2 separate regions of the Homo sapiens genome follow, and region 2 is linked to region 1. The links are chromatin contacts, found by Hi-C or POLR2A ChIA-PET in ENCODE. All regions are on one chromosome and are shown on one strand. The core of a region is the stretch at or near the end of the contact, and the rest is flanking DNA. Distances in the headings are between cores, read along the strand shown. Region 1 overlaps ATP8A1 (ATPase phospholipid transporting 8A1). Region 2 has its middle 14 kb from the start of ATP8A1-DT.

Evidence for each region. A loop is a pair of places that touch in the nucleus more often than their neighbours do. ChIA-PET counts read pairs that join two places held with the same protein, here RNA polymerase II (POLR2A). Pooled maps may share reads with other maps.
Region 2: a loop to region 1 is called in a map of left cardiac atrium, with 3 times the contacts of the local background. The contact joins two enhancer-like sites. A Hi-C loop is called at or near these places in 2 of 168 maps with a recorded cell type or tissue (gastrocnemius medialis and left cardiac atrium) and 4 of 50 pooled maps. POLR2A ChIA-PET finds 5 or more read pairs at or near these places in 3 of 52 experiments (activated B cell, activated CD4-positive, alpha-beta T cell and activated T-cell).

The regions. Positions count from the first base shown.
Region 1 is chr4:42,603,216-42,609,558 of GRCh38, reverse strand. All of the region lies in intron 5 of ATP8A1 (ATPase phospholipid transporting 8A1), which reads left to right. Among named protein-coding and RNA genes, the nearest start is that of ATP8A1, 51 kb to the left of the region's middle. Within about 2 kb of position 4,003, at least 2 of the 41 ENCODE cell types and tissues checked have a DNase peak (open chromatin) inside an H3K27ac peak, as active enhancers do.
Region 2 is chr4:42,668,221-42,674,563 of GRCh38, reverse strand. No RefSeq gene overlaps it. Among named protein-coding and RNA genes, the nearest start is that of ATP8A1-DT, 14 kb to the right of the region's middle. Within about 2 kb of position 2,628, at least 2 of the 41 ENCODE cell types and tissues checked have a DNase peak (open chromatin) inside an H3K27ac peak, as active enhancers do.

The DNA.
Region 1 (6,343 bases), core at 2,754-5,253:
CGTGGAGCTCTGAAAACTGAAGCCAGATCGCAAGGAGTTGTGGAATGACTGATGGGTGAGGCAGTGGAGGGAGATTTTTCTTTCAAGGAATTTCTCAATTAAGCAGAGGAAAAAGTGAGGGACTCATGACTGTGAGCAGGAGAAAGGGAAAGCATTTCGAGAATAGGGTATTGCTGGTCTTTGTGCTCCGATCACATCGTGCCACTTATATTGATGTTTAATAAGCCATTGGTTCTCAAATTTGGCATCAGAATCCCCTGGAGCATTTGTTAAAACACAGATTGCTGGGACTCACACCTAGAGTTTCTGTAGGCCTGGAGTGGGGCCCCAGAGTTTCAGTTTTAACCTCTCAGTGACACTGCTGGTGAGGGGGTCGTGCTTTTAGGACAACTCATTTAAAGGTTGTATAAATGAGTTGATAGAAGTAGTATCAACCAATTTGACATCAATATATGTATTATTATGTGTATTACATGATTGAAAGAGGAATCCAGGAAGTTTCCATTGTCTTTTGTGTCAGTGGACACTAATGGTTCAGCCAAGCCCCTGGTGGTTTAATGTAACCTTTATAGGCAAGCTTATACAAGAGACTCTTCCTGTGCCATGTCAGTTTGTGCCACACTGAGGCTTTTGCCTTAAAGTTGTCTTTGGAAGTAAGAGTCTATATAGTGAATAAAATAATATTTTAATGTTGGCATATTGGCTTTCCTTCTTTGCCCCAGTCAAAGCCATAGTCTCAGCTATACTACAGTCCTTGATGACCTAAAATTCCTCTTAAATGCTGACTCAGAGGAATTGGAGCACACTACATTTTCTGTGGTTTTACTATTCCTCTATGACAACAGTAGTGTCATTGTCTTTTTGGATGACTTGCCTCTTGTTACCCACTTAAGAAATGATAGGCTGGGTGCGGTGGCTGACGCCTGTAATCCCAGCACTTTGGGAGGCCAAGGCAGGCAGATCACAAGGTCAGGAGTTCAAGACCAGCCTGACCAACATGGCGAAACCCCATCTCTACTAAAAATACAAAAATTAGCCAGGTGTGGTGGCACGCACCTGTAATCCCAGCTACTCAGGAGGCTGAGGCAGGAGAATTGCTTGAACCTGAGAGGTGGAGGTTACAGTGAGCCGAGATCGTGCCACTGCACTCCAACCTGGGTGACAAAGCGAGACTCTGTCTCCAAAAAAAAAAAAATGATATTATTGCCCGGGGAGGGCACCCCGGTGACACTTTCAGCAGTGGCCCCAGTGGTAGACCATTCTGATTGGGGTGGGGTGGGTGGGAGGCGTGCTTCTCTCAGAGAAGCTGATGTTAGAGTGTAAGTCAGCACCTGCACCTGTGCATTATTTGATTGGGTCCTGAGAAACTGGCCACTTCCTCCAGGGCCTTTGAGGAATCCCGAATGTTCTCTAACAGAATGTTTTCATTCAAAAAAGAAACCTATTACAACAAAGCTGTTACCTTGTATCCTGCTGAATAAAAACAAGTTACATTTGAGGTAATTGTTTAGTCTGAGCTCTCCCATGGCAGGACTGTCAGACTAATTAAGCTGTTAGAAAACTATAACAGGTGTGTTTGGTTGGAACTGGTAGAGGAGTTTTGCATTTAAAACAATGAGCTGTCAAAGCACCATACCACTAGCCATTCTGACAATCCTGTCGTAACTTATTCCTACTCCCCTTCACCAGGCTTCTTTAATCATCTCCTCTAGGCTCTTAACGCTTTCCATATATTGGAGGAATGTCATCTTCCTAAATGAAGGTAGGGAGGAACACAGTCACCTCCTTGTTGAAATCTAATCCAGTTACATTGTGACTGGTTTCTTGAACACATTCTAAATGTACAAAATTACATTGGCCTTGGCTGTGTAATGTGAGGTTTACCTAATTCTCTACTGAAATGAATACATTAAAAAAAAAAAAAAACCTGTAGAATCAGAATAGCATCTCTGTTACTTTTGGCTCAACAACCCTAAATGCTCATCACAGGCTGGGCATTGTTTCTTGCTTTCTCTAAACTTAGGTTTGTGCCGGGTCAGAGGAGGTTGATGATTTAAAAATACCTAGATTGCTAATTCAGTCACCAGCATAATACATGTGGTGGTGTTTATTTTCATTGTTCTAAGGACTGGGTGTTTAAGAACCAGTTCTAAAAGATAACAATGAATTATAGGATTGACTAGTTTCCTTGGCCAGTGTTCAAGTCTTGATTTGTATGGAAACTTTTTTTTATGTTGTGAGCTGATTTTTAACTTTATCAGAGTATACTCATCTATATTCCAAGAAGACACTAGCCTCAAGTTTGTGTATTTCCTTTCTTCATTTCTGTATTCTGGTTTTGTATTTCAAGAACACAGTAAATGGGGGATGGGGTAGAAGTACGTCCTCATTTCTAGGGAGCCTACCAGCACTGCAGATGCAGCAGGCCCATGCAGCAAGTGTTGAACAGCAAGGTTCTGTAATATTTTCAAAGAAGCGTTACTCTATTTAGTTAGGATTCCAACCCAGTGTAGGGATGTAAAGGTAATTTATACTTTCATTAATCCAGACCACTACAGCCTTCAGAATAAATATCAAATACTCATCAGACTGACAAAATTCAAGGAATGGATAAGTTTGTGCTTGTCTCAGTTTATAGTCAGTGGAAATTTATACATTGCTGGTAAAAGTATGGAGTGCTGTAGATTCTTAGGTATCTGGTTGTATCTGATAAAATTACAAACTCAAATGCCCCGGAGTCAGCAATGTTCTCTGGGGCATTCTCTCTTACAGGGTACAATCATGTGAATATATTTCATTGCTGTGGTAGTAGAAAAAAATAGAAGTCAGAATTTGCACCAGGGGGAGAATAGTTGAATGCTTTATGATGCAGCTGTTGTGGAAAATTGAGTTGTCTCACACAGGGCAAGGACAGCTCTGTGCCTATCTCTAGGACACCTGGAAGTGTGATGCTGAACACTGCCTAAGACAAGGATGAGACGGACTAGCTGGTGATTTATAATGTGCTGTTTAAGGTTTGAAACTCCCTTGTAGCCACCCAAGACTAGCTTCTCTACTCAGTTTAAGCATATATAGAGATTGATGGCTTAACTAGTTTTACTGGCTACACAGTTTGCCTTGGCTAGTCAACTAGAGGGTAGAAAAGACGCCACTGGAAACTTTTGCCTGGGCTTTCCTGAAATTCAGATTTCACATACATACCATGGAGCTTCAACACCCGTGTTGAGGGTGAAAGAGAAGGGATCCTGGGGAGCCATGCCTGTCAGTCTCTCAGGCCTCTGATGCTTTTCTGGTCTTTCATTTTCCTGCTGTACCATATCCTTTGCCTTGAGTAAAGTCTTCTGTGAATACATCCTGTGAAGTCTTGTGTGTCCACCTAATTATCCAACCCGTTGTAATTGACACATCTGTGCCATGGAGTATTTTCCAAAAATGAGTTAAATATCTCTGCTATTCATTAAAGTATTTATGGCATGTTGAGTGGAAAACCAAGTGGCAGAGAAATTTTAAAAGGGAAAGAAAAAACAAGAATGTCCATGTTTGTCTAGAGAAAGGTGTGCGAGGATTCATCAGTTAGTACTCCTTACTGTGAGAAACTGGCCTTGAGAAGAGGAATGTCAGCTTTTACCTTGTATACATACCTGTCTTGCTGGAAACATGTATTGATTTTGTCATTTGGTAGAAAACATTGAATATGTATTTAAAAGTTTCTTAGATGTGTACATTTGGGCAGTATGCCACATTTTTCTAAGTATTTCTCCAATAATGAATTGAGAGAGAACATTTGGGTGGAGAGGAGAATGCACTGTTTGGCTGGAGACAAAGATTCGCAAAAGGTCGGTTGGAGAAAGGAGGTAAATAAGTTTGAATGTGGAGAGAAAACTGATCAGAGCAAGGTTGAGGGAAAATGAGCACGTACAGAAGATGGAGGCGTCAAGCAGATTTGAAGGAGGACGGCAGAAGTGCAGCAGATTTGGAGGCGGTTTTCCATGTAAGTGCCACTGGCTTCCACTATCCGTTATTGAGTGAAGACTCTCTGGCATAATCTGTTGGATCTGAGAAGCCTGTTGTGACACTTCCCATGTGTTAAATGGCACCCAACAAAGTGGATCAGGGCTATTTTTTACATGTGAACTAACAAACATCTGTAAAGTCACAGCATGTTGAGGAGGGCTAGATTAAATTACAGAGCTGGAAGGAGTGGCCCTGAGCTGATACCAGAGAACAGTTTGTGTTAGTGCCTCTGAGGGTTACATAACCATTTCTAACTGCTTGCACTGAAAATTGGTTTAGTCACTTATAAAACTGAGATGTCTATTTTAAGCAAATGTTAAAATAGTTCATTGGCATCTTTTTCTGTAGCTATTTTTTAATTCAGTTATAGTTCACATACCATATAACTCACCATGTTGAAGGATACAGTTCAGGGGTGTTTAGTGCATTCACAAGGTTATGCACCGATCACCACAACCTTAATTCTAGAACATTTTCATTAATCCAAAAAGAAACCCTATACATGTAAACAGTCAGTCTTTCTTTCTTCCTTGAATCCCTTGCAATCACTAACCTACCTTTTGTCTCCATGGATTTGTCTGTTCTTGGCATCTTATGTACATGGGATCATACAATACGTGGCCCTTTGTGTCTGGGTTCTTTCACTTAGCATATCTCCAAGATTCATTCATGTCATTGTATCCACACTTAAATTATTTTTATGGCAGAATAACATTCCATTTAATGGCTATACCACATTTTGTTATCCATTCATCAGTTGATAGACATGTGGGTTGTTTCTACCCTTTGGCTATTATGAATAATGTTTCAGTGAACATTCATATACAAGTTTTGTGTGAACATATGTTTTCCGTTTGCTTGGGTATACACCTAGTAGTAGAATTTCTGGGTCTGTGGTAACTGTGCTTAACTTTTTGAGAAACTGCCAAAGTATTTTCCTATACAACTATTTATTAAATGTCATGTTTATGTTATTTTTAACATGAGCCCTACTAGGTAGTGGAGTTGTATCTTCAGTAAATCTATAACTGTTGCAATGGTTTTATATGATCCTATGACAGATAAGAATATTAGTGGATCCAGCATTCCACCCAGTTAGTACTTACTGAGCACCAGTGTGTGCTGTGTGATAACACTGGAATGGTAACAGTGAGTATAATAGGGAAGGTTTCTCTTGTCATGGATCTTATAATCTGGGGGAAGAGACAGCCCTTAAATAATCCTGTTTAATTAAGTATACAGTAAAACTGTGATGCTGTGATAAGTGTTCTAAAGGAAAAGTGCACGGAGCTCATTTAGATTTGGGGGTGAGGAGGAAGGACTGGGTGTCAACACAATGTCCCCTGAGAAAGTGCTGTTAAAGCTGAGATCTACAAGGTGTGTGTACAAGTTAACTAGGTGAGGATGGAGGGAAAGAGAATTCTAGGCATGGAAACATGTGCAAAGGATTTGAGACAGCAGAGAGCATGGTGCGCTCACTACAGAGGGCATAAGGAGGGTGTGTTGGGAGTGACAAGAAGTGATGACAGGAAAGAGGCAAGAGCTGCTTCATAAAAGGCCTTGTAGATGTTTTGATTTATTTTTTGAGCCTAGGGAAGCCAACTGAAGAGTTCTGAGCAAGGGGTGACCCAAGTTTGTGTGTATGGACTGATACATAATAATATGTAATTATAACATTTATGTAAAATCATCATAGATAATCCTTATAGCTACACTGTAGAAACTGAATTTGAAAGAGATTAAGAATGAATGCAGGAAACTAGCCTGAGGCTAATACAGACATCCAGTTGGGAGGGGGTGGTTCCTTGAACTAGGGGTGCTGATATTGGTGATGGTGGAGAAGATTTTTAAAATATTGGCAGATTTTGAGATGCTAAAGGCATAAAATCAACAGGAAGTTTTTAGTAGTAAAAATTATTCCAGAGTTTCAAAGGCATTTTTCTGTAAGAGTTTTAAAATGGGATAAACAGGGAGGCATATGAGCATAATAAAACTGCCAAAAAATCATAATGCAGCATTGTTCACAAAGAGAAATTAAGTTGCATCAAAAGCATTGCTACAGAAACAACAAAATAAAAGTTAAAAAAACCATACCCAAACTAATAAGTGAAGTAACAAAATTACAGGATGACAAGGTCATTCATTGTACAAAAATTTAATGCATTTCTAAATATTGCCAATGACTGGAATATAGAATAAAAAATAACCCTCGTGAGGTTAAGAAAAAACATAAAATATCAAGAATTAAATCTAGTGAAAGACCCATTCACAGAAAACTACAAAACATATCCAAGAAAAATTAAGATGTAAATAAGTACAGAAAGATAGC
Region 2 (6,343 bases), core at 1,379-3,878, 66 kb before region 1:
ACTGATAGTAAAGAGAAAATAAAAAATAATTGGTATTAAATATTGTCTGGAGTCATTTAGTGAAAATATTGGTTCTCAAAGTGTGGTTCCTGTGGACCAGCAGCGTTAGCATCACCTGGCAACTTAGAATGCAAATTCTCAACCTTCACCCCAAAACTACTGAATCCGAGCTTCTGGGGTGGAATCCAGAAATCTATGCTCTAACAAGCCCTCCTGTTGATCCTGTGGGATACTCAAGTTTGGAAACCATTGTGGGGATGAGGAGTCCTGACCACAAGGCAGTGTGGTAAGGTGACCAAGACTACCAGCGTTGAAGTAAGACAGCCCTGAGTTTGTATCTCACATCCGGTTCTAGCTATGTGAAGTCAGGCAAGTACTTACACCTTCTAAGTCTATTTATTAGTGTGCCTATCCTAGAGGTTTTTTGCAGGGATTAACCAAGAACATTCATGAAACCATGTTAGCTATTGTTTCATCGTCGGCATCATCTTAGGACTCTCTGAAGGCATGACTATATTCTTTCCCTGAGTATGAAGGCACTGAGTAGTCAATGTTCAATATACTCTATAAAAGATAACAAGAAGATGGGTACCATTTCAGGGTAAGATTTGTATATGAATGGATAAATTAATAATAATAACTTCTATATGCTTACTATATATTTGACATTGTTTTAAATGTTTACATATAATAACTCATTTAATACTATTTAATCCTCTCCATAACCCTGTAAGATAAGGTCTATTATTATCTTCACTCCACAGATGAGGAAATTGAGGCACAAGGGGCTAAGTGCCTGAAGTTACGAAGGTAGAGAGTGATTAAATACAGACAATTTGCCTCAAAGTCTGTGTGCTTAACCACTGTGCTACATCATTTCTCAAAGTTAAAAACAAGTTTTGACATTTAAGGCATAGATTTCAATTGTCTAGAAAAATACACTTACATGGAACATTTCATTCTCCAAGAAATCAGAAAAAAATGAAATATTTTATTCTTATTTCTACTACATGCCCTCTCAGCATCTCTTCCATATGCATTAAATGCATCCAACTGATTCCAAAGAAAAGGTGGTAGCCTGAAAAGCAGGATGACTATTCCCTCTAAAATGGAAGAAGAAATAGAGCCAGGGAGAGCCAGTGAGAAATCCACAGGATGGGAAATTCATTGAGTTGCCCAGTTTCTCATTTTCTCAGTGCAAGGGCATTCCAGGATAACAGGACAAACTATTACCCTCTGGCAGCAGCAATATCTCTGCTATGTCTGAGTCAGATGCTCAGGCAGTTGAATGTACTATGGGGAAATAAGAACAGAGCTCAAGCGCGGCAGACTGCCTTGCTTTGAGTGGCACTCTAGGTGCCTGAGCAAACTGCCTGGATACCTATGACTGGATGAGAGGAAGTAGTTTCCTTGACCTTGCTTGATAGATTTTACTGGCATTTGTCAGGGCTTTTAAAACTTCTCAGTGTTTGAAACAAGAGAGTTTAGACTCCAAGACTGCAAAAAAGGAGGCAGTTTTTTAGACAGAAAGCTGCAAGACAGATCAATTTTACCCTTAACTCATTCAATCTCCAGTTTTTGAATACCTGCCAAGTTCTTTCAGCTTCTTCAAGGTGACCAATCCAAATAATTCACTCACTATTTCAACACTCTCAATTGCCAGTATTTTTAAGACATACAGTGTTGTGATAAGAAAAAAAGAAAAAGAAAACTCTCTCTATACTTCCCAATGCCAGAAAACAATCTAAAATGAAATTGAGAGAATGTGAGATTAGCTTTTCCTCTTATTATTTAAGATGAAATATTCACTGGACCAGGTTTTTGGCAGAATGGAAATTTCAATGTGTGCTTACTCCTCTCGTTAGCTCTTACTGAAAATGCCATCTCATTTCTCACACACGCTCCCTGAACATCTTAGCTAATATGTCTGGAAAAAGACATTCAAAAGGAAATATCTATATTTTACTCTATAATTTTTTCCACTGTCTACTCTGTAAAGAAAAACTAGAAACAATAAGATTTCCTGTAGGTCAGAGTAAAATGTTTCCTTTCACTATTGCTGTACATTTACACCAATCATAAGAGTTTTTCTCAATGAGAAAATTTTCTCCAGCTTTGATATCCAACTTGTGTGCAAAGAATCACTAAAAGTTAAATTACCTTGAGCTTCTCCTGGATATGTAACAATATGAAAGAACTAATATTAGTTTTCAAGTGTGATAATACTGGTTTTGTTATTTATCTGATCTCATGCAGGAACTAAGCTTCCCACATAACAGAAGAGGTATATATAAGGTCTACAGAACAAATTGCCTCAATGTCTTTTGTAACAAAGGTATGAGGTAAACTATGCCTTTGTATAGTTTACAAACTTTTTGTAAGTGTCATGAATTTAAAGGGAATATCTTCTTATTTTCCATCTTATAGAATTTCTTTTGGTAACCCCCAAAACTCTCAGTGAAGTACATTTCATGTAGTTTTTATGGCTGTGTTCTAGGTTGAAGAGATGAGGGAGCAATGGGAGCTGTGGCTTCCTCCCTCTGCCATCAACACTCTGCTAGTATGGGCAGTTGCCAGTGCAGACAGGGTTGCAGGCTTGGGCCAACAAAGATGTAAGGGTAGGTACCTGCAGCAGCACTGAGAATAACCAAGTAGACAAGTAAGACACCTTTAGGGGAAAGAAAAATTAAAAAGTAAAAGAAACAACAACAAAATTTTCGTTCCAAATACACAGAGTGAAATTACAATGTAAGACTGATTAACAATGTAAAACTAATCTCCCTACCAGATAACACTAATTACCAAAGGATAAATAGTAACCTTACAGTCGACAAACCTGTCAGTCCCATCTTAACCCAAGTGGTCAAAGTTAACATCAACAGGAAAGGGGTATTCACATCCTGTGCCTGTAGGATGCACTGACAGCAACGCAACATGACTTCCTGCCAAAGCCACGAGGTGACATCAGACAACCCCATACTGAGGGGTAGTGTACAAAACAAATGGCCTGTACTATTCAAAAAAGTCAATATCATGAAATTCAAAGGAAGACTGTTCCAAGTGAAAGAGATTAAAAGGACATGACAACTGAATGCAACACATGATCTAGAGAACATTATTGGAACAAAAGATAAAATCTGAAGAAGGTCTGTAAATGAGATAATAGTATTGTTTTAATATTAAATTCCTGATTTTAATCAGTGTGTTGTGGTTATGTAAGAGAATGTGCTTGCCTTAGGAAAACACACTTTGAAGTATTTAGGAGTAACAGGATTCATGCCAGCAACTTTCTCCCAAACAGTTCCGAAAAAACAATAGAGAGAAAGAAAGAGAGAAGAATAAAGCAAATACCGTATAGTAAAAATGTTCTTTGTTGGATCCTAGCAACTTTTCTGTAATCTGAAATTATGTCAAAATTCTAAAATTGAAATGCAAAACTTTAGGGTAAATATGATGTCACCACAAAAAATAGTTCACCCTGTTCACAGAGACTCTCCTTGAGGGCACATGCCAGTCTCTAGACTTGCTTCCCTGTCCTACTGTTCAATCATCTTTTCCCCACAAATGTTCTCACAGCTTCTCACTGCCAACCCCTTTCCCACTCCAGAAAACCCTTACCATCTTGAGACCAGTGCAATACACTGAACTCAATAAGCTAGTGCTCAGAGACTGGGTAATTATGACTAGAATGAAATAAACAGAGGGAGGGGGCTAGAGTGGATGAGGGTGGCATATTAAGAACCTGCCTGAGATGAGGTCCTTCCATTGGTGTGACATGTCTCACCATCCTTCCTGCTCAGTTAGAAAATAATTATTGTATCATTCTGGCATATCTCTTTTCTTGACACACACATGCAAAAGAACAAGGAATGATTTTTCAGAAACTACCAAATAGGTTCGTACTGAAGAGGAGATTGTTCTATAAAAATTGAATGATCTTCACACACTCCCTTTTCCAGCCAGGAGACAGCACTTTTTGTTACGAATGTTCATTCCAACTACTACTCTCATATTCATCCTCTAGTTTCCAAACACAGGGAGAGGCTTATTGGTGGGTAAGACAAATCTATCTCTTCAGGAAACAGAGCTGTCTGTCCTTGCTTAGCAAATTCTGGCCACCAAAAGACCCAAGGAAGCTCTGAAATTACAGATTTTCTATACCTTAGTCTAGATAAATATTTTAGGTTGGGTGTTCCCACAGGAATGCAGCAGGAGAGGACATCACCCTCCATCCATAATAACTGCTGGGGATGTTGGGAGTGGGCAGATATGGAGTGAGGATTTGGAGCTGCCAAGCTCCACCTTTCCTCTGGGTCTTTGTTCAACGTGGTCTCCTCTTCCTGGAATCCATCCCCAACCTTAGTGTTTACTGTCTATTCTCCCTTCCTAATACCTTTCCATTTTGCACTTTGTTTCCACCCAGTTGCTGTCACCCTCATTCAGGCTGTAAGCTTAGCCCTTAACCTGAAAGGTACCAGTTAGAGGAAGCACTGGGAGGTAAACAAAATCCAAATCAATGTCATTAAAAGAACTATACCTGCCAGTCCTAATAAGAAAAAATATGAAAATAGTTTAGAGTGGGGTGACACAGTAATAAACTAGTTGAAATCAACCAAATGGACCAAATGTGGTAGAGAAAAGTATTAGGTAATGGATGACTTGAATCTGGAGGACTCAGGCACATTGACAGCCAAAAATGTCATAAAATTTTCAAGGATATCTGTAATGCTAGAGCTCAAATGTCTCAGATGACATCTCTGGTTAACATTCAACCTCAGCCAGCTAAAAGTATAACCTCCGAAAGTGCTTAGCATGCTAACCCTGAAATTGTTTGGATAGCATAATTGTTTCCAAGAGAATCAATAGCTGTGAACCTGTAGAATTACATATACATATATAGGATTAAGTAAATCAAACTTATAGTACTAATATTTTTAGTAAGGTTTAGAAATAGTCACTATATTTAGGAGAATTTGACCTGTTACTAAAATTATCTGTGTAATTCCAAATTAAAGTGATGAGACTAATTGACAAAGATTCTATGTCAAAATTAATCAGTATTAGAGAGTTTATAAAAGCCTAAGACATATCTTCTATAATTTAAATTTATCGTATTATGATAGTTATTTCAGTACTGAGAAGGCTTTTTCAGATGACTAAAGCACTTAAATATGAAAAGGAAATGTATCAACTTTGTCAGTATAGTTTAAAATGTTTAAGGGGGTTTAAGTTTATAAATGGAATCAAACATTAATTAAACACCGCTTCAAAAGTAATTTTCAAAATTTGTGAGATGTCTAAGTACAATAAAATAATTAAGTTAAATCTACTTAGATGTCTAAGTATACTAAAATAATTAAGTTAAATTTCAAAGCTTAAAGAAGAGCTATGTTTGTTACATACAAATTTAATAAATTGAATATTAAATTTTTAAAATGAAGTTTGCTTTGGATAATCCTTTTGGGACCCCAAAACTACACATAAGTACAGAAAACTTCCATTGACAAGATGGCCACAGGCGCATCCTAACCGGGCTCTCCTTCTGCGCTTTCCCTCACGGTGTAGTTTGAGCATAGCTAAGAGATGATGTTCCCAAAATACCATTATGGAACTTGTCTCTTCAAAAATCAATAATTTTTTTACTTTTCCCTTTTTTTTGTATAAACAAAGGAAAAACTAAAAGAAATCTTTTCGTTTTACTTCATCCATTGCTTTGTTAGTATCTTATTCACCTCCAAGATTCCATTTATTTTTATCCAGAAAGTCACCTTAATAAGTTACTACCTCACAAAATTAATTTCAGCCTCTATTCTCTATTGTACTCCGTTTAATACTATTTCGGTTCACATTTAACAAGTTCTTTGCTAAGTGTCAGCAGTTTAAAACCCTGTTTCATGTAACCTGTTTCTAGGATGATGCAAACTCTGGTTTTTTTTTACATTTAAAAACACAATTTGGACAAAATGTATTATTTCGTCCATGGAAAGCTCCAGAATTTTCATAATGCAACCTTGAGAAAGATTTCTGAGATTTACTGAAAAGTTTGGCAGAGAATGCTGGCTGCCTACCTGCTAATCCATTCTCTCCTTCCCTTAAGTATCAGAATCCCAAATTTTTATCTAGGTACATTACTGGTTGAATAAATAACTAATTTCCCATCCTCCCTATCTGCTACACATGGCCAGGTGATGAGCCAATAAGAGCTGAACATAACTTTTATCTGAGGCTTCAGAAGTAGATGCTGAAAGAATCTGACTCAGTGTGCTAGGACTATGAGGTGACCTTGAGGATGGAAGCTATGTGTTAGCATTGCAGAGTACAAATAGAAGTCTCCGGATCTCTG